6 separate regions of the Homo sapiens genome follow, and regions 1, 2, 3, 4 and 5 are each linked to region 6. The links are chromatin contacts, found by Hi-C or POLR2A ChIA-PET in ENCODE. All regions are on one chromosome and are shown on one strand. Each heading gives the region's core, a stretch centred on a gene start or an enhancer-like site at or near the end of the contact. The rest is flanking DNA. Distances are from core to core; before and after follow the strand shown.

The links. A loop is a pair of places that touch in the nucleus more often than their neighbours do. ChIA-PET counts read pairs that join two places held with the same protein, here RNA polymerase II (POLR2A). Pooled maps may share reads with other maps.
Region 1: a loop to region 6 is called in a map of B cell, with 14 times the contacts of the local background. The contact joins the promoter of PDIA6 here to the promoter of TRIB2 in region 6. A Hi-C loop is called at or near these places in 4 of 168 maps with a recorded cell type or tissue (B cell, CD4-positive, alpha-beta memory T cell, CD8-positive, alpha-beta T cell and 1 more) and 10 of 50 pooled maps. POLR2A ChIA-PET finds 5 or more read pairs at or near these places in 1 of 52 experiments (Caco-2).
Region 2: a map of CD8-positive, alpha-beta T cell shows a loop between it and region 6 (7-fold over the local background). The contact joins the promoter of E2F6 here to the promoter of TRIB2 in region 6. A Hi-C loop is called at or near these places in 4 of 168 maps with a recorded cell type or tissue (B cell, CD4-positive, alpha-beta T cell, CD8-positive, alpha-beta T cell and 1 more) and 10 of 50 pooled maps.
Region 3: a map of PC-9 shows a loop between it and region 6 (3-fold over the local background). The contact joins the enhancer-like site here to the promoter of TRIB2 in region 6. A Hi-C loop is called at or near these places in 4 of 168 maps with a recorded cell type or tissue (B cell, PC-9 and naive thymus-derived CD4-positive, alpha-beta T cell), 8 of 37 single-sample maps with no recorded cell type and 19 of 50 pooled maps. POLR2A ChIA-PET finds 5 or more read pairs at or near these places in 1 of 52 experiments (activated naive CD8-positive, alpha-beta T cell).
Region 4: a map of B cell shows a loop between it and region 6 (5-fold over the local background). The contact joins the promoter of ROCK2 here to the promoter of TRIB2 in region 6. A Hi-C loop is called at or near these places in 2 of 168 maps with a recorded cell type or tissue (B cell and naive thymus-derived CD4-positive, alpha-beta T cell) and 9 of 50 pooled maps. POLR2A ChIA-PET finds 5 or more read pairs at or near these places in 1 of 52 experiments (naive thymus-derived CD4-positive, alpha-beta T cell).
Region 5: a loop to region 6 is called in a pooled map, with 11 times the contacts of the local background. The contact joins the promoter of SLC66A3 here to the promoter of TRIB2 in region 6. A Hi-C loop is called at or near these places in 2 of 168 maps with a recorded cell type or tissue (CD8-positive, alpha-beta T cell and naive thymus-derived CD4-positive, alpha-beta T cell) and 11 of 50 pooled maps.

What each region holds. Positions count from the first base shown.
Region 1 is chr2:10,810,409-10,814,114 of GRCh38, reverse strand. PDIA6 (protein disulfide isomerase family A member 6) reads left to right here and starts at 1,330. Exons shown (of 13, transcript NM_005742.4): 1 at 1,330-1,437. The coding sequence starts at 1,419. RefSeq lists a silencer at 1,028-1,777 and enhancers at 2,268-2,327, 3,314-3,423.
Region 2 is chr2:11,463,976-11,467,654 of GRCh38, reverse strand. E2F6 (E2F transcription factor 6) reads left to right here and starts at 1,494. Exons shown (of 7, transcript NM_198256.4): 1 at 1,494-1,883. The coding sequence starts at 1,776. RefSeq lists enhancers at 679-758, 1,186-1,742, 1,743-2,300.
Region 3 is chr2:11,686,829-11,690,652 of GRCh38, reverse strand. It overlaps a transcript of LPIN1 not described here. Among named protein-coding and RNA genes, the nearest start is that of NTSR2, 19 kb to the right of the region's middle. RefSeq lists an enhancer at 2,243-2,742. Within about 2 kb of position 2,077, at least 23 of the 41 ENCODE cell types and tissues checked have a DNase peak (open chromatin) inside an H3K27ac peak, as active enhancers do; they include PC-9, where a contact is called at or near this core.
Region 4 is chr2:11,343,044-11,346,642 of GRCh38, reverse strand. ROCK2 (Rho associated coiled-coil containing protein kinase 2) reads left to right here and starts at 2,007. Exons shown (of 33, transcript NM_004850.5): 1 at 2,007-2,647. The coding sequence starts at 2,507. It overlaps LOC124907733 (a long non-coding RNA gene), which reads right to left and starts at 1,131. Exons shown (of 2, transcript XR_007086216.1): 1 at 954-1,131. RefSeq lists silencers at 1,523-1,682, 1,753-1,822, 1,963-2,692.
Region 5 is chr2:11,153,280-11,156,730 of GRCh38, reverse strand. SLC66A3 (solute carrier family 66 member 3) reads right to left here and starts at 1,264. Exons shown (of 7, transcript NM_152391.5): 1 at 1,042-1,264. The coding sequence starts at 1,184. It also overlaps a transcript of CIMIP5 not described here. RefSeq lists silencers at 848-1,087, 1,198-1,677.
Region 6 is chr2:12,714,740-12,718,259 of GRCh38, reverse strand. TRIB2 (tribbles pseudokinase 2) reads right to left here and starts at 1,324. Exons shown (of 3, transcript NM_021643.4): 1 at 1-1,324. It overlaps LOC124905974 (a long non-coding RNA gene), which reads left to right and starts at 1,502. Exons shown (of 2, transcript XR_007086222.1): 1 at 1,502-3,520. RefSeq lists enhancers at 857-926, 775-1,414 and silencers at 1,367-1,426, 1,517-1,736.

The sequences.
Region 1 (3,706 bases), core at 81-2,580, 1.9 Mb after region 6:
AAATGTCCGAGTCCACTCCAAACATAGGAGGGAGAATCAAGGCGGAAAGATACAGTGGTCTTAACTTGTGCTTGAAAGATTTTACTTTTAGGTCGGGCGTGGTGGCTCACAACTGTAATCCTAGCATTTTGGGAGGCCGAAGCAGGCGGATCACCTGAGGTCGGGAGTTCGAGACCAGCCTGGCCAATATGGAGAAACCCTGTCTCTGCTAAAAATACAAAAATTAGCCGGGCGTGGTGACATGCACCTGTCATCCCAGCTTCTCGGGAAGCTGAGGCAAGAGAAACCCTGTCTCTGCTAAAAATACAAAAATTAGCCGGGCGTGGTGACATGCACCTGTCATCCCAGCTTCTCGGGAAGCTGAGGCAAGAGAATCGCTTGAACCCGGGAGGCAGAGGTTGCAGTGAGCCAAGACCCCGCCTTTGCACTCCAGCCTGGGCAACAAGGGCAAAACTCCATCTCAAAAAAAAGCAAAAAAATTTTTACTTTTGCCGGGCGTGGTGGCCCATGCCTGTGATCCCAGCACTTTGGGAGGCCGAGGCAGGAGGCTCACTGCAGCCCAGGAGTTCAAGGCTGCAGTGAACTGTATCATGCCACTGCTCGCCAGCCTGCCCCACAAACATATTTTTTTTCACTTTTGCATATTTTACAAAGCACACACCCACGTGAGCGCATTGCCAGCCCCCTCGCCCCCCAGGACAAAGTGGAGACCCTGTCAGCGAGGAGGCTACCGCTTAAGTCCCTGGGGTTCTCCAGAGAAGGAGGAGAAGGCTCTGCAGAGCCATGCGCCCTGGACGGAAGAACTTTCAAAAGTAATTCAACAAAATAGAAACTTGTCGAATTACATTGCAGACAGCGCGTGCGGAGCAAATGTGTGTCCACGGAATATTCGTCGGGCACAAGAGGAATTCCCTGTCAGCTCCCAGGACCGTGGGTGCCCTGAGGCCGAGTCACGCTCCCCCGGGATAAAGAGGGTGGGGGCGCACACAGGCAAGGAGGAGGCGGGGTGGGGGGGTGCAGAATAAGGAACTAAGGTAAAAACGCCCAGTACTGGACTCCCCTCCGAGCAGCACCCCGAGAGGGCCCGGAGGAGCTGAGGCGGTGCGAGCCGAGACTGCCAGCCCCGCCCCCAGCAGGCCCCGCCTTCCGCTGCTCGCCACCGCCCCCGTGAAAAAAAACCAAACCGGTAACCTCTACCCGGCCGCCTCCCATTGGATATGTGAGTGAGCGATGTCCGCCCGGACCAATGAGCCGCAGCCACGGCTTGGCGAGCGCCTTCCGGCCCGCCCCCGCGCGGCCGCCCCTCGGACCACCGGACTGGCCTGGGGCGGGACGTGGGCGCGGGGGCGCGGCGTGCGGCACGCTGCAGGGCTGAAGCGGCGGCGGCGGTGGGGACTGCACGTAGCCCGGCGCTCGGCATGGCTCTCCTGGTGCTCGGTAGGTGCGGGCCAGCGGAGGGAGGCGGGCGAGCTGGGGTCGGCCTGAAAGGTTTCGAATCTCTAGGCCGTTCCCCGGCGGGCCGCGGCCGCAGGCGGCCGGAAGTGGGCCTGGCGGGCGGGAGGCGCGGGCCTCGGCGTCCGGAGGAGCTGCTAGGTTGCCCCGGCGGAGGTGCGGGTGCGCGGGAGACTCGGGCGCCCGTGGGGAGGGGCTTCCGCAGCCGCGGGGGGCGGGAGCCTCGTGCGCTGGAGCCGGGCGCGGGGTCCAGGGCCGGGCGGGAGAGCCGCGGAGCCCAGCCCCGGCCGGATCCCGGGGAGGGGGTCTGTATTCCCGGAGAGTCGCAGGGGAGCTTGTTCCGGGCTCTTCTCGAACTCGTGCGTGGGGACGGAGGTTGGCGGGCGTCCTGCACTGCTGCTTGTTTCTGCCACCTGCTTTATGCAGCTCCTACTTTTAAAAACTGAAATGTTAAGCCGGGCGCGGTGGCTCACACCTGTAATCCCAGCACTTTGGAAGGCCGAAGCGGGTGGATCATCTGAGGTCAGGAGTTCGAGACCAGCCTGACCAACATGGCGAAACCCCGTCTCTACTAAAAATACAAAATTAGTCGGGCGTGGTGTCGCGCGCCAGTGATCCCAGCTACTCAGAAGGCTGAGGCAGGAGAATCTCCTGAACCCCCAGGAGGCGGAGGTTGCAGTGAGCCGAGATCGCGCCACTCCAGCCTGGGCAACAAGAGTGAAACTCTGTCTCAGAAACGAAAAACTGAAATGTTAAATCTCAGTCCTGAAATAAGGACCCATAGTTCCCTTAGAAAGGGACAGTGCCTTCCAAAAGCTGGGCTTAAGACGCAGGGGCGCTTCGCATGTGATCGGACTCCTTAAAAACGAAATGGAACGCGGCGTCTTAGGAATTCTGTAAATGTCTGCTTCTTAGTGGGCGAGGCCGAGGGTCCTGTCCTTGCCGGGCTCGCCTTGGTCACAGCCTTGGCTCTGACAGTCCTTAACCTCGGCTCTGGCCTCAGACCACCTTCCCCCTATTTACTGGCTCTGTGACTTGGAGCAAGTTACTTAACCACTCTGTGCCAGTGCCTTTTCAACGGTGTTCACCATTTTAGGGACTGATAATAGTACTCCCTTAGGGTTGTCCTGAGGATTAATGAGTTAGTACATGTCTTTCTGTTTTTTGAGACACGGTCTTGCTCTGTCTCCTAGGCTGGAGTGCAGGGTTTCCATCATAGTTCACTGCAGCCTGGAACTCCTGGTCTCAAGGGATCCAGGCACATGCCACCACACCTGGCTAATTTTTAAATTTTTTGTAGAGTCAGGGTCTCATTGTATTGCTCAGGTTGGTCTCAAACTCCTGGCCTCGAGTGATCCTCCTTCCTCAACCTCCCAAAATCCTGGGATTACAAGTGTCAGTCACCTGGCCCAGCTAGTACATGTTTTAAAGAGATGTAAATATTTGCCATATTACTGTGGAGAGAGTAGATGAGGGGAAAAGAGTTTAGTCTGTTTAGTTTCCTGTGAGTGAATTCAGACTAGACCCTGAAAGAGTCCGTGAGTCTATTAATTAACTCATTTTAATAAATGGCAGCCTTTCTGGGAAACCTCATGGTTTCTAGATGACTGCTCTGGGACTGTAGACTCCTCCTAGCAGATGTGGGACAGAGATGTTACTGATGTGAATTTATAGCATCCTTAACTGCCATGGAGGAATGGAAAACCACAGATGGCAGAGCCATCTGCTCACAGAGATTCTAGACACTCACTCGGATGGTCCAATTTCCCATTGGTGTTCATTATCACTGAGTGGAATGGTGATGTGAATTTTAGAAACAGAACGTCATTGGTCAGCATTGACCTACTTTGTCATCTTAAGTGAGCCCAGGGTTTTTTGTGTTCTTGGGGGTTGGAGGTAGTTGTTGGCTACTTTTATGCATTCAGAATGTCCACATCTTTTGTCTGTTCTTTCTCAGTAGTATGTTAGGTTTCCTTGTAACCCTGCTAGGTCACATTGCCTTTTTAGGAATTTTAGTCTCAAACCTTAATCAACACAGCATTTTCATTGGGTAGCCGTGTACAAGCAGAGGAGGCTCTTGTGAGAACTAGGCAAAATTTAAAGACAAACAAAGGTCCCTCACCATTACTAGAAAAAAGAATAACCCAAGTCTATCTTAATACTGTCAGTAAAGAGCGTCTTTATACGGAAAGGGAAGGACATTCCTAAGGTGAAAAACCCTGGTCTGTTCTGGTGACTGCAGCCTGCTTGTAAC
Region 2 (3,679 bases), core at 245-2,744, 1.3 Mb after region 6:
ACGCCTATAACTCCAGCACCTTGGGAGGCTGAGGCAGGAGGATTGCTTAAGGTAAGGAGTTCAAAAAATAAAATAAAATAAAACATAAAAAAAAATTAGCCAGGCATGGTGGCATGCACCTGTACTCTCAGCTACTTGGGAGTCTTAGCTGGGAGATCACTTGAGGCCAGGAGTTTGACGCTACAGTGAATTATGACCGTGACACTGCCCTCCAGCCTGGGTGACAGAAAAAAAAAAAAAAAGATTAGAGAAGGCCTCTGACCTCACAGTCTAGTGGGGAACCAGCTTCTTCGGGGATTTTTCCCTGCCTCACCTCGCCCACCTCAGGCTGTGTAGAAACCCCCAGTCTAACCAGTTGTTTCCCTCCAACTCTGTACATACCACGGTGTGTTGCCTTTTTATTTCAAACATGTGCTGGCCTCTGTTCTAATCACAGCAACCTGTATCCATTAATCCATTTAATCCTCACAACAACCTTATCAGGTAAGTATTGTCATTATTTGCATTTTCCAAATAAGGAAACTGAGGCACAGACAGATTAAGTAACTGGCTTAATAAGGTCTTCTAGTTTATACGTAGAGGCAGCCAGGACTTGAAAACACACCTTCTGGCTCCAGCTAAATTAACATGCTCTGTTTACTTATCTGTCCCCACTGAAATTGGAGGTTGAACCCGTGGCATATTCAAACGAATAAGTATCGCCTGTGCCCACCCCAATATCTGACACTATAGGTCAACGATAACTCATTCGTCAAACAGGAAGGAGGAAGGAAGGAAGGAAGGAAGGAAGGAAGGAAGGCAGGCAGGCAGGCAGGCGGGCAGGCAGAGGTAAAACGATTCCACAATGGTGTGGTTGCTCACATTTACTAAGCATCAACACTGACCTGCCTGTAAGATGCGCTAACAGAGCTCACGAATAAATGAAGGCTGGGTGTGGTAGCTCACGCCTATAATCCCAGCACTTGAGAGGCCAAGGTGGGAGGACGGCTTGAGCCCCAGAGTTCAGGACCAGCCGGGGCAATATACTGAGACCCTGTCTCTACTAAAATTAAAATTAAAAATTAGCCAGGCACAGTGGCGCGCGCATGTAGTCCCAGCTACTTGGGAGGCTGAGGTGGAGGATCGCTTGAGCCCGGGAATTCAAGGCTGCAGTGAGCCCTGACCACGCCACTGCACTCCAGCCTGGGCGACCAAAAAAAAAATTAAAATAAAAAAAAGGAATAAATGAACATCTCTGCGGCTCAGAACTTTCAGTTATCACCTCAGAACTTTCAGTTATCACCGTCGAGAATTCCAGGCGACCGCTGGGTTTTCCCGGTTGCCTCTTTTCTCTCACCCCTGTTCCCTTCCTCTGGAATTCGGCTCCACCTCTTCCTTTTCCTTTGCCAGCCTCTCCGTGGATTCCGCGGTCCGGGTTTCCCGGGCGGCAGCCGCCGGGAGAGGATCGGTGCGTGGGAGCGCTCCGGCAGCGGCGGGCATGCGCAGAGGGGGGCGGTGTACTGCGCATGCGGGAAGATGGCGGGCCGGGCGACTTGAGATCCGCGGGTCTCCCTCCTCTTTTTCCGTCTGCGTCGGGAGCTCCCGGGCACGTGAGGCCGTGCCGCGTTTACTGGCGGGCGGGACGGCCTAGCCGGGCGGCGCCTCGGAGGAAGCCGCGGACCCCTTAGGTGCTGGGCCCTTGGAAATCGGCGCGTGGGGGGCGGTGCTCGAGCTGAGCGCGAGAGGGCGGGAGAGCTCGTGGGGTGCGAGGGGAGCAGGACGCCCGGCCGGGCAGCATGAGTCAGCAGCGGCCGGCGAGGAAGTTACCCAGTCTCCTCCTGGACCCGACGGAGGAGACGGTTCGCCGTCGGTGCCGAGACCCCATCAACGTGGAGGGCCTGCTGGTAAGCTCCGGGACGGGACGGGGACGGGCGGTGGTCTCCCAAATCCGGCCCCCTCCTCCCCGCGCCGCCGCCAACCCCGCTGGCCGTCGTCTGGGTCGTCTGCTCCCCCTGGGCCAGGCGCTGCCCATCACGTGCTGCGAACTGCGCTCTCCCGCCTTCTGCTTTCAGCATCTGCTCACAGACGTGGTATCAGTCTTCTAGGCTTTTACATCGGAACTTCAGAGCACTGTTGGAGAAAATTGCTCAACTTTGCATTAGAGAGTCCATGTTTATCTCCTTCTATGGACTCTAGCTGTATCTCTGCAACCTATCATTTGTTTTTCTGCCTCCTCTCCCATCCTTCTGCTCTACTGCAGCCGTTTAAAACCTTGTCCACGCTTTATATTTCCCACGCCACAGCTCCCATTCATCAAATTATCTCCCCACCTGTTTGACAGAGAAAATGGTTAGGAAATTTGGCTCCCTTTCCTGCAAAGGCTGATTTCTTCTCTTGTTCAGGACCAGATGCTGTATTCCCCGCGGTTATCAGGGCCCTCAACAAATGCATTTTCTTTTTCTTTTCTTTCTTTTTTTTCTTTTTTTTTTTTTTTTTTGAGATTGAGTTTTACTTTTGTTCCCCAGGCTGGAGTGCAATGGCGCAATCTCAGCTCACTGCAACCCCCACCTCCCAGGTTCAAGAGATTCTCCTGCTTCAGCCTCCCATGTAGCTGGGATCACAGGCATGCGCCACCACACCCAGCTAATTTTGTATTTTTAGTAGAGACGGGATTTCGCCGTGTTGGCCAGGCTGGTCTCGAACTCCTGACGACCTCAGGTGATCCACCGAGCCCGACCTCTCCCCGTATTTTCAATTTCTCTGCTGCTTTCTTTCTATAACTAGTAGTAATTAAACATTTTCCCAAGTCATTATGCCTGGTTCCCCTACCAAATAGTTTGTGATTATTGCCTCATTTAATTTCTCATTTCTCACAGCAGTGTTTTATAATACTAAAAGATTATTATTCTTGTTTCACGGTTGCCAAAACAGACTTGGAGATGCATGTAACGCCGGCTTGCCTGTGGCTGGATAATAAGTGTAGAAACTTGGGTTGAAGCTCCAAATGTCTAACTCCAGATGATAAATTCTTGACTACTAAAACCGCATTCTAAATCCATCCCCATCTTAAAAGATCTCTCCCTTGATTCCATATCCCCTCCCATCTACTGTCTCTCTTCCTCTTCACAGCTAAACTTTTTTTTTTTTTTTTTTTTTTTGGTGACGAAGTCTTGCTCTGTCACCCAGGCTGGAGTGCAGTGGCCTGATCTCGGTTCACTGCAAGCTCCGCCTCCCGAGTTCACGCCATTTTCCTGCCTCAGCCTCCTGAGTAGCTGGGACTACAGGCACCCGCCACCACGCACGGCTAATTTTTTTTTGTATTTTTAGTAGAGATGGGGTTTCACCGTGTAAGCCAGGATGGTCTCAATCTCCTGACCTCGTGATCCACCCGCCTCAGCCTCCCAAAGTGCTTTCACAGCTAAACTTCTTGAAAAGGTTATTTACACTCACTGTTTCCACTTGATGGCCTCTTATTACCAGCCAACCCACTGCTGGGGACCCCTATCCTAAGCACACTTGTAAGACCATTCTAACCAAGGTCACCGACAAGCTCGTCAATTCCAGCAGCTGTTGTAGTTTTGACTACAACACTCGTGTTAGAAACCCTCCCTTGAGCTTCCTTGACGTTTGATGCTCCATCTGCTTCTCTGGCTTCTCCTTGTCCTCATCCTCTTCCCATTCCTTCATGTTGATTTGTTTT
Region 3 (3,824 bases), core at 828-3,327, 1.0 Mb after region 6:
AGAGATTAAGAAAGAAGTAAAACAGCAGCTAGGAGGCATGGAGGATACAGTGAGGTTCAAATTTGTGTCTAATCGTGCCAGAAAGGAGAATTAAGGAGATCACAAAGAAGAAGTTGTTGAAAAGATGTTTGAGAATCTTCCAAAATTGATGAACGAGTGATGAGTAAAAAAGCAGACTCTGAACACTAAGAAGAGTAAATAAAAATAAATCTACACCTACACATTACAGTGAAACACAGAGCACACATGGCAAAGGATAATATTTAAATGTCTCATGGAAGACTAATGCTTTTTTAAATATTGAGGGAAAGCAACTGTTGACCTATAATTTTATAATGAGCTAAACCACCATTCAAGAAAAGAAAGTGCAAAAAAAAATACATTTTCAGATAAACAAAAACTAAAGGAATTTGTCTTCCATAGACAGTCCCTAGAAGAACCATGAAATCATGAACTGAGACAAAAGGTTTGGGATGCAAAAAGTGTAGATAAAGATACAAGAGGTTGGACATATTATAATTAACATTTTTCTTTTTTTTACTGAAAACAATAACTGAAATTTTTAGGTTTTCTTTAAAACAAAAACTAAAACTCTGGACAAGACTAATAAAATAAGGGTGTACCCAATGGTTTTCAAAGTGAGCTGAGGCCTAGGCCCTGTTTGGCAGGAGTATAGAAGTAATAAATAAATTCAAACTGTGTTAGACAATATTTGTTATACAGGTATGTTTTCTTTTCTTTTCTTTTTGAGACAGAGTCTCACCCTGTCACCCAGACTGGAGTGCAATGGCACGATCTTGGCTCACTGCAACCTCCACCTCCCGGGTTCAAGAGATTCTCCCTCCTCAGCCTCCCAAGTAGCTGGGAATACAGGCACCCGCCACAACACTCAGCTATTTTTTTGTATTTTTAGTAGAGATGGGGTTTCGCCATGTTGGCCAGGCTGATCTTGAACTCCTGACCTCAGACAATCTGCCTGCCTCGGCCCAAAGTGCTGGGATTACAGGCATGAGCCCCCATGCCCAGCCTATAGGTATGTTTTCAAAAGCTAAGGAGAACCACTAAAAGAATATAATTTTGTTCTGTGATTATGGAATTAACTGAGCAAAAACAGAAAAGAGGATAGAAAAATTATATTTTAAAATTATAAATTCAACAGAAGTCAAGAAAAGAAAGCAAGTCAGTCAGATTTTTAAAAGTCACAAAATCAGTATGTTGGATAACAAAATCAAAATCTGAAAGGACCTCGTCAGGTCTAAAACCAACAAGATGATATTGAAGACAAATATACTAAGCCTCAAAAGTCCATTGTAGAACTTCCAGATGGCAAAGCCTTAGCCATCAGCAATTCATGCGAAAAAATCAGAATACTTTGAAACGACCAGGGCAGTTCATTAATCTCTCAAAGCTCCTCCATGTGTAAACTGAGGCTAAGAATCACCTGTGTGTTTCTTACAAGGATCGGTAGGACAAAATATGGAAAATGTCTCATAGGGCCCTGGCATGGAGAGAGAGCACTCGGTAAACAAAAACAATAATCAACCTGGACATTGTTCATTTTCGAAGCACTTCGAATTATCCATAAATTTGGAATAAGTCGTGTTTGCAAAATACCATTATACAAGTCGGCTGCTCAAATTCAGTGTTCAGCATAGAAGACTTGCTGTTCCTTTTCTTTGTATCTGGTGACCTCTCACCCAGTGGGCATTTCTAATTGGGTAGAAACTAGAACTTGATCCCGTCTTGCTTCACCATTAACTGCGAAGTGCCTATCAAATGGCTATTAATAACTCAATTTCTGCCTGGGTCAAATCAGGTGAAGAAACCGACTAGCCAAGTCCCTTTCTCCTTTATTTTGAACTGTTTTGAAACTCAAATCACCTTATCCTTAGATAAAGAGAATTCACTCAAGAATTTCAACAAAACTCTCTTATTATCGGCTGAAAATGTTGTATGTATTAACTCATTTTCCATTTGTCAACACTCCCCTGTGGCGAGGGGCCCTGATTCGCGCCGGTGCGTCCTGTCCCGGGTCTCAGCGTGACAGCGCCCTCTAGAGGGTATTTCTGGGCCAGGACACCGGGACCCGAGCGACCGCAAGATGTTTCTGCGAAGGGCTGCACTTTTACGGGGTAAATGAGGAACAGGCGGGGCCTGAAAAATACAGCAGGGCGTGGAAACTGGATCCTCCCAGCCACTGCCATGCAGAGAGTCTCAGTCCTGAAGTCTGAAGACTGTTACTCCGTGCTGCTCTGAAAAGAATTCTAGCCTGCAACTCCAGAGTGGTAGCTCTGGGAGGTTACTTCCTCTAGGAGTTTCAAAGGATGTTGCAAGGAGCCCTGGGGTGACTGTGGGGAGAGGGAGGGTGGAGCTGGCAAGGAGGTGGCAGGGTTGATGTAGGAAAAAGAAAGGAAGCTTGAGAAGGGAGGGCTCCAAGCTCTCCGTCCTTTTATCTCCAGCAGTTGCTCCATTCTTATTCCATTTATAGACAGGGACCTGCAGATATTTTCAGCTATAACAAGAATTCCGCGTCGGAGAGTGAAGCATTGAGAACTATGGAGAGGCTCAACTCCCTGGGCCACCACTGACACTCAGAGTCCCTCCAGGCAGAATTAACAAAGAGGACCTCTGGGTGGACAAATTTCAACAAGGTGCCCTTTCCCCTTCAATGTCCCAGCCAGCTTCAGTCCCAGAGCCCGGAGGGCGTGATGAGTCAAGCACAGGTTGGGTTTCAGCCCCCGGTGTCCTCTCGGCCAGCACACCATGCAGACCATAAACTGCAGAGACTTAGCTGCGGCCCTGCCATGGCCTCATTTAATAAAAGTGCATGTCACAAGCCACCCACCTGATAAGGCTGGTCTCCAATGCTGCCTCCCCCGTGAGTGTTGGTGAGCTTGGCTACTTTTGAGGGCACCCCTGTGCTTGCAGCATCCACACAGGGTCTCACGCAGTCTATGGACAGCCCTATGGGGAAGGTGTCATTGCTACAAATGTATTGCAGGCCTGGTCAAAACCACTTGGTCAGGGATAGAGCCAGATTCTCTGAACTGTTCAGATTCTCTGTATTTCTCTCCTACTAAATGCAATTCTCCCCTCTACAGAGTCTCATTCTCTTCATCCTAGTAATAACAAACTCTTCCCAAGTTCAGAGACAAAGCCCCCTGTCCCTGCCTTGCTGTCCATGCTATAGGAGATATCACATCCGCCTGCCCCTCCCTGAGCCCAGCCGCAGAGCAACTTACAAGAGTCTCACAGTCGTATTTATTTCAAACTTTCAGTATTATTTTCTTATATACTTTATCAAGGCCTAGAAGGATCTCAAGAAGCATGATGAAAAACAAAACTGGGTAATAGAATTGTTTAAAAACAGATCAGGATCAGGACCAGGCCCAGTGGCTCACGCACTTTGGGATGATCACTTGAAGACGGTAGTTCAAGACCAGCCTGGACAACAGAGCAAGATCCCATTTCTACAAAAAAATTAAAACTTAGCTGGGCATGATGGTGTGTACCTGTTGTCCCAGCTACTTAAGAGGCTGAGGTGGGAGGACCACTTGAGCCCAGGAATTCGAGGCTGCAGTGAGCTGTGATCACGCTGCACTCCAGCCTCAGCAACGCACCAAGACCTCATCTCAAAAAAAAAAAAAAAAAAAAAAAAAGGATCAAAAGCTATGACATGGAGCAGGATTCAGAATGCTGGGAGGGAGTGGAGAGAATGATTCCTGAAATCTAGACCACAGATAATCCTGCCTTTGAGCACCAAACAAAACTCTGCCCCCAGCAGCTGGGGCAGAAGAGGAAAGGTGAGTGCCTGGGCTCTACTT
Region 4 (3,599 bases), core at 758-3,257, 1.4 Mb after region 6:
TTGATCACTACTCTTAAAATAAGGTTTTCATGTTCGGTATTTGGACCATGGCTTCCTGTTATTCCACCAAGCTACATACAAATATACAACCAGTCAAAATTAATTTGGAAACTGAGAACCACAGTGTTTTTTTTTTTTTTTTTTTGAGACAATCTCACTCTGTTGCCCAGGCTGGAGTGCAGCGGTGTGATCACAGCTCACTGCAGCCTTGGCCTCCTGGGCTCAATGGAGGAGGCCTCCAACTCAGCCTCAGGGGGAGCTGGGACTACAGGCACAGGCCACCACGCCCCGCTAGACAGAGTGCTCCTTTTGCCTTGCATATTATTTTGTCATCAGAAAAATAATCCATAATCATAGATTATCTCATTATTTTGCTCCAATGCATAAGTGGGAGTGTCTAGCTCCCTCTGTTCTCCTGGTGGCCTCTGTGGAGGTCTGAATGAGTAGCTCAATACACAGACTTAAAGGACTCTCTGGATGTGAAGTCAGTGTTACTATCTGAAAGGGAAAAGCTGCATTGGATGGATCATCGGGGCCTCTTCCTGCATGAGTCCAGCTAGGGGTGGTTTTAACTAACCTAAAACCAAAGAAGAGGCTCCAACTAATCCAATGGTTTGGATCAAAATGCAACTTTTACAGGGCTGGGGCTTCACCCTATCTTCGGGTTTATCTCTGACATGCCAGGGAGACAGTTCTTAACATTCTTATTACTTAATGGATATCAGATTGTTGCTTTTCGGAGTGGTTTTTCCATTTTTTGAAATTTAATTTGTTCTTAAGTATCTTTACAGAAAAAAATCCCATTTATTTAAGAAGTACTGTATTCTCTGGTTCTTATAGCTGCTCATTTTACATAGTTTTAGTGTGTACAAACGATTTTTTTTGTTTCATTTATTTCTAATATACCTTCTCATGTACTTGCCAAAATTTCATGTTTGACACAGTCTGCATACCTGCCAGGATTCTTGCTGTTAATGTGAAGGCGCCTGTTTGGGTTACTCAATTGTTGGACAACTGGGCCCATTCCCAGGTTTTGGTCATCACGAACATTGTGAATAGCCCTGCTGTTAACATCTTTCTGCAAGTTCTCCCCCTTCTTCGCCCTTTGGATCATTTCCTTGGAAATGTACTTCCTTAAATGGGTTTACTGGGTCAAAGGGGCTCTATGAACGGTTTTATAGCTCTTGGCACATAATTTTCGGATTGCGCCCTGGGCGGATCTAAGCGATGGCACCGGCCGCCGAGAGGGCAGGAATGCGGCGGAACGGTCCCGATAACCACCCCTCTTCCGCCCCCCAAAAGGAGAAGACCCCGCGAAGGCCTGCGGCTGGAAAGCCTTTTTCCGGTGCTCTCCCGTTCTCTTGAAGTGGTTAGTGTCTAAGCCGGGCAGAAACGCTTTCAGGATCCCAGGCCCTCCTGCCCCAGGACTAGGATTCCACCCGCCTCCGCTAATTCGGAATCCCAGACACCCAGGGCCCCCTCTCAGGCTCGCCTCGAAACCCCCGGCCCTGCGGCCCCTCGCGGGCGCCGAGCTCGGTCGCTATTATTTGGGCGCGGGTGAGGCGAGGCCCGCATAGCTGCGCGCTGAGTCAGCGGGGGCCGCGGCGGGGGGCGCGGCCGGGCTCCCCCCCAGCGCACGGTGCGCTGGGCCCGGCGTCTGGGGTTCCGCCTCGGGGCCGCGGGGTAGTCCGCGGGGTCCGGCGGGAGGGGCAGGGGGCGCGCGGAAGGACCCGGCCTGGGTGCGTCTCCCCTCCCCCAGCAGGAGCTCGGCCGTGACCGCGCGCCCGGCTATTCGCCTCAGAGAACCTCGCCAGGGGGAGGAGGCGAGGGCGGGCGAGGAAGGGGCGCAGAGGAGAAAGCGGAGCGGGACAGACGCAGGAAGGGAAAGAAAGGGAGGAAGCGCGGTGCGCGGGGCGGGGCGGGGCGGAGCGCGCGCAGGGCCGGCGGGGACGCGCGCCGGCGGCTGCGGGCGGAGGGGCTTGTGGGTAGCGGCGGCGCGCGGCCGGAGACGGGCGGCCGCGCGGGAGTGTGTGCGCCGGGAGCTGGCTGAGGGACTGCAAGGCGGCCGGCGGCGACCATGGCAGCGGGCCGGCGGCGGCCGTAGTGGCCCAGGCCTGGGCTTCAGCCTCCCGGGGCCCCAGAGGGCGGGGCGGTCCGGGCCGCGGCGGTGGCGGCGCCACTTCCCTGCTCCCGCCCGAGGACTCCTGCGGGCACTCGCTGAGGACCAGCGGACCGGCGGCGCGAATCTGACTGAGGGGCGGGGACGCCGTCTGTTCCCCGCCGCTCCCGGCAGGGCCGGGCCGGGCTGGGCCGGGCTGGGCCGGGCGGGCCCCTGGGAGCAGCCCCCAGGCGGGGGACCGCCTTGGAGACCCGAAGCCGGAGCTAGAGGCAGGCGGTGGGCCCGGGTGGAGTCCCGGCCGGAGCTGGTGGTTCGGGGGCGGTGCTAGGCCCCGAGGCTGCGGGACCTGAGCGCGAGGAGCCTGAGTGCGGGTCCAGCGGTGGCGGCATGAGCCGGCCCCCGCCGACGGGGAAAATGCCCGGCGCCCCCGAGACCGCGCCGGGGGACGGGGCAGGCGCGAGCCGCCAGAGGAAGCTGGAGGCGCTGATCCGAGACCCTCGCTCCCCCATCAACGTGGAGAGCTTGCTGGTAGGTGGCCGGGGCCTGGGAGCTTGCTCGTTGCAGCTCACACCTCAGATCCCCTCTCCGCCCAGCCCTCCGTGCCCGTCCGCCCGTGGGGAGGGGGAGGTCTTGCCCCACCCCGCCCTGCTTCCGGCAGCCGGGGCCGGAGACCAAACGATTCTGTCACCGAGTTCCAAGAGTAGTGACCCGCCTTTGATTCCTCCCTCTACCTCCTGCTGGAGCCAGTGTCATCCCCGGCTGCTCCTTTCTTGCAGCACTGGGAGGAAAACACCCCTCTTCTCCTTCCGCCTGCCCACTCTGGGGAGGTGGGTGGAGGACTGGCCATGCTTCATACACCAGGTTAGCTGATTTGAAAGTGTCATGCTACGTGGGGACTTGGTGCGAGCGAGGGAGAAAGAAACCTGATGCTGTCCCTGTTGCGAGTACTCACTGGGGTACATGACAAAGAGCCGCCCTCACTCTCTCCTTTTAGTCTGAAATCTTGGAACACACAGCTAAAGTTTTGCTGTTTTCACTTGCGTTTGAGCATTCCATACTTGCTATTTAGTGCATTTTAATTGCTGTAAATTTAATTCCCTGAGATTATTGCGCCAGAGCCAAAAAATCAGTCTGAATTGTGGAGTGGAATAAATCTGTCCTCTTCATTGCGTCTCTTTCCTATAACGACCTTTGAAATCCAGATTAATAGCACCGTAAAGGCTGCTAATTGGCTCTTGGTTAAGAAAGGAGCATGTTTTACAAAATAGAAATGCACCGTAGAATGCTGGCTTATTTCTTATTTTTGTTAGGATAGATGATTGTATTTCGCAATTTGAGTAGTGTGCAGTGTAGATGCATTTATGGGAAAAGGGGGTGTGGACTTTTACCCTGGGGAGGGGAAGAAAGGTGAAAACGATACTCTGTGTATTAAATTGACTCTGGAAGACTAGAACTAGGGTGGGAGGTCCTTAGATCCGTT
Region 5 (3,451 bases), core at 15-2,514, 1.6 Mb after region 6:
CTCCCACTGCAAGCCTTTCCCAAAAATTTCCCCTCAAAGCCCCCTATTGGATGACTGTGCCCAGGGCCGGGCTCCATAGGGCCGGCGCGGGGTCCAAAGCCTGAGTGGGACCCCTCACCCTCCCACACCTGAGGTCTCCTCTTTCTCCCCCGCACCCCTTGGCTTCTTCCCATCCTGTATGCCGCACCCCCCACCCCGCCCACCAGGAAGGCTTGTGTGGAGGACCAGGCTTCAGACCCCACTGGGTGATGGCGGGGGGCAAAGGGGAAGGCCTGGCCTGGCCAGGGGGAAGGGGCGAGACCACTAGGTTGAGGTATGTGTTTTCCTATTGTTGGGGCTCAAAAATGATACCCCAAAAGTTTGGCGCTCTGGCATGATGAATACTTTGAATAGGAAAGCCTTAGAAGCTGCCTCAGAATCAAGGATTTAACGACCTTTCCGTCACCCCTTCCCAACTGCAGAGACTCTCCAACTTCCTTACAGATGACTAAGGAAACTTCTTTCTACAAGAAATGCAATTGTCTTAAGACCCTCTCCCAAGGAATCTCATTAAATAACCAGGAAAGATTCCCCACCAATCACCGGGAGAAGAGAAGAGATTCATACATTCTTAGTTCAACCCCTTATTTCACAGGTGAGGAAACCGAGGCCCGAGAACGAGGTTGACGGTGCGTGGTGAGTTTAGGGACAATGAATATGACAGCCTCGAGGTGCAAATGGCCTTGCTCAGGGCCAGCAGGTTTTGTCACTAGCGCACCAAGGGCTGCCTCCGCTGGGTCTGTTTTCTCATCTGTAAAATGGGCGTGCGCAATCAATTCGTGCCACGCGGGGCTTGGTGAGAAACAATGTACGCGGGTGGCGGGTGGCCGTGGGAAGAGCACCCCGAGCCCCTAGGCTCCCTAGTTCACCCTCGGCCGCCCAGCTGCGACGCCGGCGCGCGGGGATCATCCCCGCCCTACTTCGAGCCGAGGCTCTCCTGGGCTCCCAGCCGGCAGCAGCTGCGAGGGGGCAGGAGGCAGCCCCGGCCGCCCCGGGCCTTACCCTGCCAGCTCCAGAAGTAAACTCGGAAGGCTGAGGCCCCGCGCGCTGCGCGCCGCTAGCACAGCGGAGATCTGCGGCAGCTTCAGCGCGGCGCACACGCCCAGCGTGCTCCAGTTACACAGCCCCAGCAGCGCCGCCTCCATAGCGCCACGGGCGCGGGCACCTGGGCGGCCGCAGCGAGAAGGGACCGCTCAGCCTCGGCGGCGCAGCTCTGCCGAAGCCTTCCGCCTTCCCGGGATCCGCCCGGGACCACCCGGCCAGGGCCCGCCCCTCCGCGCGCCGCCAGGCCCCGGACCCGCCTCGCTCCGCCCCTCCCCTGGACGCACCCCGCCCCCGGGCCCGCCCCGCCCCTCCCGCCCGGGCCCGCCCCGCCCCGCCCCTCCCGCCCGGGCCCGCCCCGCCCCCTGGCCAGCCTCATCTCGCCTCGCCTACGGGCCCGCCCGGGCTCGCTCAGTCCTCGGACTACCCTCATCTCGCCCCGCCCCCAGATTCGCCCCCTCCCGGTCGGCCTCACCTAGCCCAATCCCGTGGCCAACCTCGCCTCGCCCCGCCCCTCCTCGCCCCGCCCCTCCCCTCCTAGCCCCGCCCCGGGCGACAGTCCCACCCTGGCCTGCGGGCTCCACCAGCAGCTGCTTCGCATTTCCGCGTTCTTGCCACCCGATAGTTTAGCCGCCGCCGGGAGCCGCCCTGGAAGTCCGGCTTTTCCACGGGTTGGGTGGACCGAGAGGCAAATGGCCCCGGGGGATGGGCCATTCTGCCGGGATTTTTCCCTCCCTGCAAGTGTTTTAGTTTCTCTCACTAAGCATTTCAGGAGTTAAAGCCTCCTGCTTAAGGGCTGAGTGCACCCTCCCGACTTACAGGTGGGGAACCAGGCTGGAGAGACTTTCTGGGACCAGAGCCCCAGGGTCGCCTCATTTGTGCCCTTTCAGAGCACGCGGCCTGTCTCCAGCCTGGGACTGAAGGCTTCCCTCCTAGCGGCGTGGGCCCTGAGGGGCCACCGGAAGCCTTGAACTTGAGCACTTCACAGTGAAACTGTTTCTTAAGGATTTCTCCTGATAAAGTAACTTGGACGTGGCCGTCTAAGCCACAAACTGAGGGAAAGGGAAGGACGCATTTTCCAACCTCTGAAAATCGCCTGTGTATTAGGGCCTGGTTATGAAGCAGGCAAAAAAGCACCAAAATGCAATGCCAGAATCCACGATCCCTGGTTTTGTGCCATAAATCTCAGCCGGGAAGTGTGAGGGACGGGAGCTGGGTCAGCTTCGGAGTTCGGAATTCTGGCCGAGGCTCTTTCTCTCCAGCCTCACCGGCCCATCACCTCCGCCTATGGAAAAAAAAAAACAGGTGCTGAGTCCTGCCTCCCAAGTCTAAATGAGAAAAGGATGTTCAGAAGGGAACCCTTAAAGGAAACGGCTTGGACCTGCCCTGGCTAGATCGATACTGATCGTTATTGACCCCGCGAAGCGGGAAGATTGCTTGAGGCCAGGAGTTCAAGACCAGCCTGAGCAACATAGGGAAACCCCCGCCTCTACTAAAAATACAAAAATTAGCCGAGCGTGGTGGCGCGTGCCTGTGGTCCCAGCTACTCGGGAGGCTGAGACAGGAGGATGGCTTGAACCCAGGAGGCGGAGGTTGCAGTGAGTCGAGATCGCGCCACTTCACTCTAGCCTGGGAGACAGAGCCAGACCCTGTCTCAAAAATAAATAAATAATATGTATATAAATTTTTTGAAGAAGAAAATAGAGAAGAGCTTTTTTTTTTTTTTGAGACGGAGTTTCACTCTTGTCGCCCAGGCTGGAGTGCAGTGGCACGATCTCTGCTCACTGCGACCTCCACCTCCGGGGTTCAAGTGATTCTCCTGCCTCTGCCTCCCAAGTAGCTGGAATTACAGGCATGTGCCACCACTCCCGGCTAATTTTTGTATTTTTAGTACAGACGGGGTTTCGAACTCCTGACCTCAGGTGATCCACCTGCCTTGGCCTCCCAAAGTGCTGGGATTACAGGCATGAGCCACCGCGCCCAGCGTAAAGAGCTTTTTAACAAGCATCAGCAGCAATGACTATAGGAACATCTAGAACCTGTTGAGTGCCTCCTGCGTGCCAGGTGTTTTACTTTCATCATGCCATGTGATAGGTCCCTTGATGCAAGGAGGTGGTCCTGGTTGGAAGTGCCTGGTTCCTGCCACATGGCAGTGGAATCCCCCTCCCTCCTCTTCCCCTTCTGCCCCAGCCTTTATTCCAGGGGTTGGCCAGGATCTGGGCCCCCAGGACTAGCCTTAGGAGGGAACTGCTCCCACCTGGGGTCAGCCTGCGCTAGCACTTGGGGATGCAGGCAGCATGAGGGGCCTTTGAGAGGTATGAGTGCCCCCAGGACCACGCAGGGAGTGGCCTCCTCCATTGTGGAACAAATG
Region 6 (3,520 bases), core at 75-2,574:
TGAGTCGCTGGCGAGTGCGGCTGCAGGCGCCTCGGTGCCACTGATTTTAAAAGGGAGCGAGAGGGGAGGGGACAGAAGAGGGGCTGCGTGGAGAAAGAGTTAGAAGCCCCCAAATGGGCGCCGCCGGATACCTCGTCTGCTCCGAGCCCGGCTCCCGGGGGTCCTCGGTCGGCAGGCAACTCGGGTCTTTTTGTTACCCCAAAGCAGTCGGCGATGTGCAGAATCGCCGCACTTTTAGTTACTCTGTGTGTGTGTCCCCGGCGTGGATCTGGATGAGTACCCGGGCTGCTAAGGTGCGGAGCTGCAGCGCCAGGGCTCCCGACGCGACCCCCAGGCCGGCTTCCGAATCGCAGACGGGGCGGAGGAGCCCGCGGTAGTTTGTGCAGTCTTCGGGGAGCTCACGGCGGCGACTCAGTCCCAACGCGTTAGAAGCCAAACAAAAAGAGAAAGGAAACAAGCACGGGTCTACCGGCTGGCGACGCACGGCAGCCAGAATCCGCGCTGCACCCCCTTTTTTTGGTGGAAAGGGTGGGGGGCGTGTAAGGGGGGGGTGCGGGAGAGGGCAGTTACCTACGTTTTAACTGTAGATGGCGTCTGAGGCTTTTCCAAGATCGCGAGCTCTCCAAAAATTAAACAAACAAACAAAAAAAAGAAAAATTGCAAGGGAGCATTTAACTTGGTGCGGTCAGCGCTGCCAACAAAAGATTGCAAAAGCTGGGCACAGAGTTGCGGCGCGGGCTGGGCGCAGGTACCGCGACAAAGCCCTGGGCTCGGCCCGCCGCGCGGAGGTCAGCACAGGCTCATGCTGTCGCCGCTCGCTCGCGCCCCAGGTCTTCCTCCGAATGCAGCCAGACGTGCAGGAGAGAACGAGGACAGATCGGCGGTCTCCGATTTCGCCGGCACGAGCTTGCGGGGGTCCTGCGGGCGCTGCAAGGGGAGCTGCGTCCCTGGCCCTTCCAACGCGCGGCGTTCCTTTGCCCCTTTCCCGCTGGAGAACTGGATCTCGTCCTGGAATAATTTGCAATCACCCCGTCTCCCCCTACCCCGAGACCAAATTGCCCGGTGGGGTTTGTTTTGGAGAAAATTGACGGCTTGTCTCCTCCTTCTTTGATTTCTTGCTTGCCCCCCCCAGAGAAAAGAGGGGACCGTGTATTTAAAAATTAAAGGGGACGGCCGACGGTGCCCGAGGCCAATCCCCGCGCTCAGCACGCCCGCATCCCCCGGCGAGGCGGTATTAATAGTTACTTACGTGGCCGGGGATCTCGGAGCGAGCGGGGCCGTGAGTGCGCGTGTGCGCGCGCGCGCCTCGCTCGCGCTCGGTCTCCCCATTCAATGTCACCGACACATTTCCACGGAGCCTCCGCCCCCCCCCCGCCGCCCCCGCGACTGGCTCAGCCCAGAGCCGGCCCCGCCCCGCCCCCGCCCGGGCCCCCCTCATTGCGCCGGGCGCCCATCAATCAGCCCCGCCGCTGCCAGTCCTCGGGCGGCTCCCCGCGCCGCTGCCATTGCAGCTCCGTGCCGGGGGCGCCAGCACCGGCCTCGCAGCTCCCTCGCCCGGCCGGGGAGGTAAACAAAGTGAAATATCCTTCCGCGGCCCGGGGCCCCGGGCGCAGCACCCTGGGTGTCGGCTGCGAGCCGGCTGCGAGCCCAGCTGCGGGCGGCTGGGCCGGGGTTACCAGCAGCGACTCCCGAGCCGTTCCCCACACGCTGCTCCCGCAGCGCCCGCTCCAGCTCTTCGTAGCTCGTTCATGTTCCTGGCGCTTTTCCCCAGAAAGCCAGGCACGCTCTGAGCATTGGGCCCCCAGGCTCAGATGTGGCCCTGAATGAGGAGCTCTGTTTTGGAAGAATGCGCTTTCATCGGTATTGCTGCCTGGAGTTTCGAGAATTCGTTTCATGGTATCTCTCCGACATCCTCCTCTCCATTTAAAAGGAAATCCATTGCTTCCTTTTAGTTGGTGTCACCGCTTGCCCCCGATCCCCACATCCTGGGCTTGTATTTCTAGTGTTTTCAGCAGAAGAGGAACTGAAGGCATCTTTTGATTCAGGTCAAATTTAATCACTAATTCTTCCCTTCCCAGTGCATTGCCTGGAGGGCCTTGGAGGCCAAGCTAGACAAAACTTTGCACCCACACCTCCAGGGAGCGCTGTTGGGTCCTATCCAGGGTGCTGGGCGTCCTGAGTCCTCTTCTGTTAGCCAGGTGAAGGCTGCAGTTTCACGCCCCACTCCACCCCCCATTTCGCCACCCCCCCCGAATTATTCGTAACTTCCTTGGGAGATTCCAGTCCGCGGGCTTGGACAGGAACACCGGAAGCAAGGGGCTTGAACTCAGGCAGAGGCTTCAAACGCCAGCCTTGATCTAAGATATCCTGGTGAATGAGAAGCGATCTAGTAGAGGACAAACTTAAAAAAAAAAATCCCAAGGAACTGAGAAAGGGGAGTTGGGACGACTCCTGGAGCCCTCTGAGCTTTTGCATGCGTGTAGTATATTTTCCACTGGAGGAGGGGACTAAATTATTGTCCACTGTAGGACACTTTCAGTAAAAGAAGGGAGCTATTTATAATTATGTCCACTTGGGACAACAGTCACTCTAATGATCAGGAGTCCTGGGAATGTGGCCAGAGATGGAGAGGACATTGACTATAAAGCTTCCACCCAGCAGCACAGAGTTAAAAGGAAGGTTAAGAAGTGGACCCGTGCCTTCCAGCACCTCTCACCATCCTACTCCCCACAAACCTGCCTAGGATTCAGTCCCAGATCCCAGCAGAATAGATCTATTTCCCTAGGCGATCACCAGGACCACTGACCGAGCAGGGTCCCCTAATCCAGTCTTACCCCAGGAAGACACTTGGCCTGTGTTAGGAACAGTCTCGAAGCAACCCCTGCTGTTGAGTCAGAAAGAGAGGTGCCTAGCCTCCTCTATGCAGTGGCCAAGAGAGCTTTGTAATAATTAGGGGTTGGGACACCTGTGTGCTAGCCCTGGCTGGGTCTCTGATTTCAAATGGAAATTGGGTGAAGACCTTGTTTTTTCTCCCTAGATCCCTGTTTCTTCATCTGTAAGATGAGAAGCATAATACCCGCCCTGCTCACCTCATGTGGTTGCTTTAGAATTATATTTTCAATTCCAGGAAATCTATGAAGGCTTACTATAAGCCGGGCTCTGTGCTGAGTGTTAGGGATCCAATATGAGTAAGATCTGGTCTCTGCCACCCAAGAGCGCAGGGTCTAGCCCGGCAGAAAGACTGGGAAACAAATAATGTCATTGTGTAACAATGTGGCAATTAGAATATCAAGGCCTCAAGGGAGCATGGAGGAGGGAATGACTTTTCCTGAACGTCAGGGAGTTTTCCCAGAAAATGTGATTTTTATTACCTTGAACTAATCCAGAGCAAATATTTATTGAAACCTACTATGTGCCAGACACTGGATATGAAGATACAATGATTTGAAAAATATATTTCCTGTCTTCATGGACCTTGAAATAGCCCTATGAGTCATAAAATAAAATGAATAAGAGATTG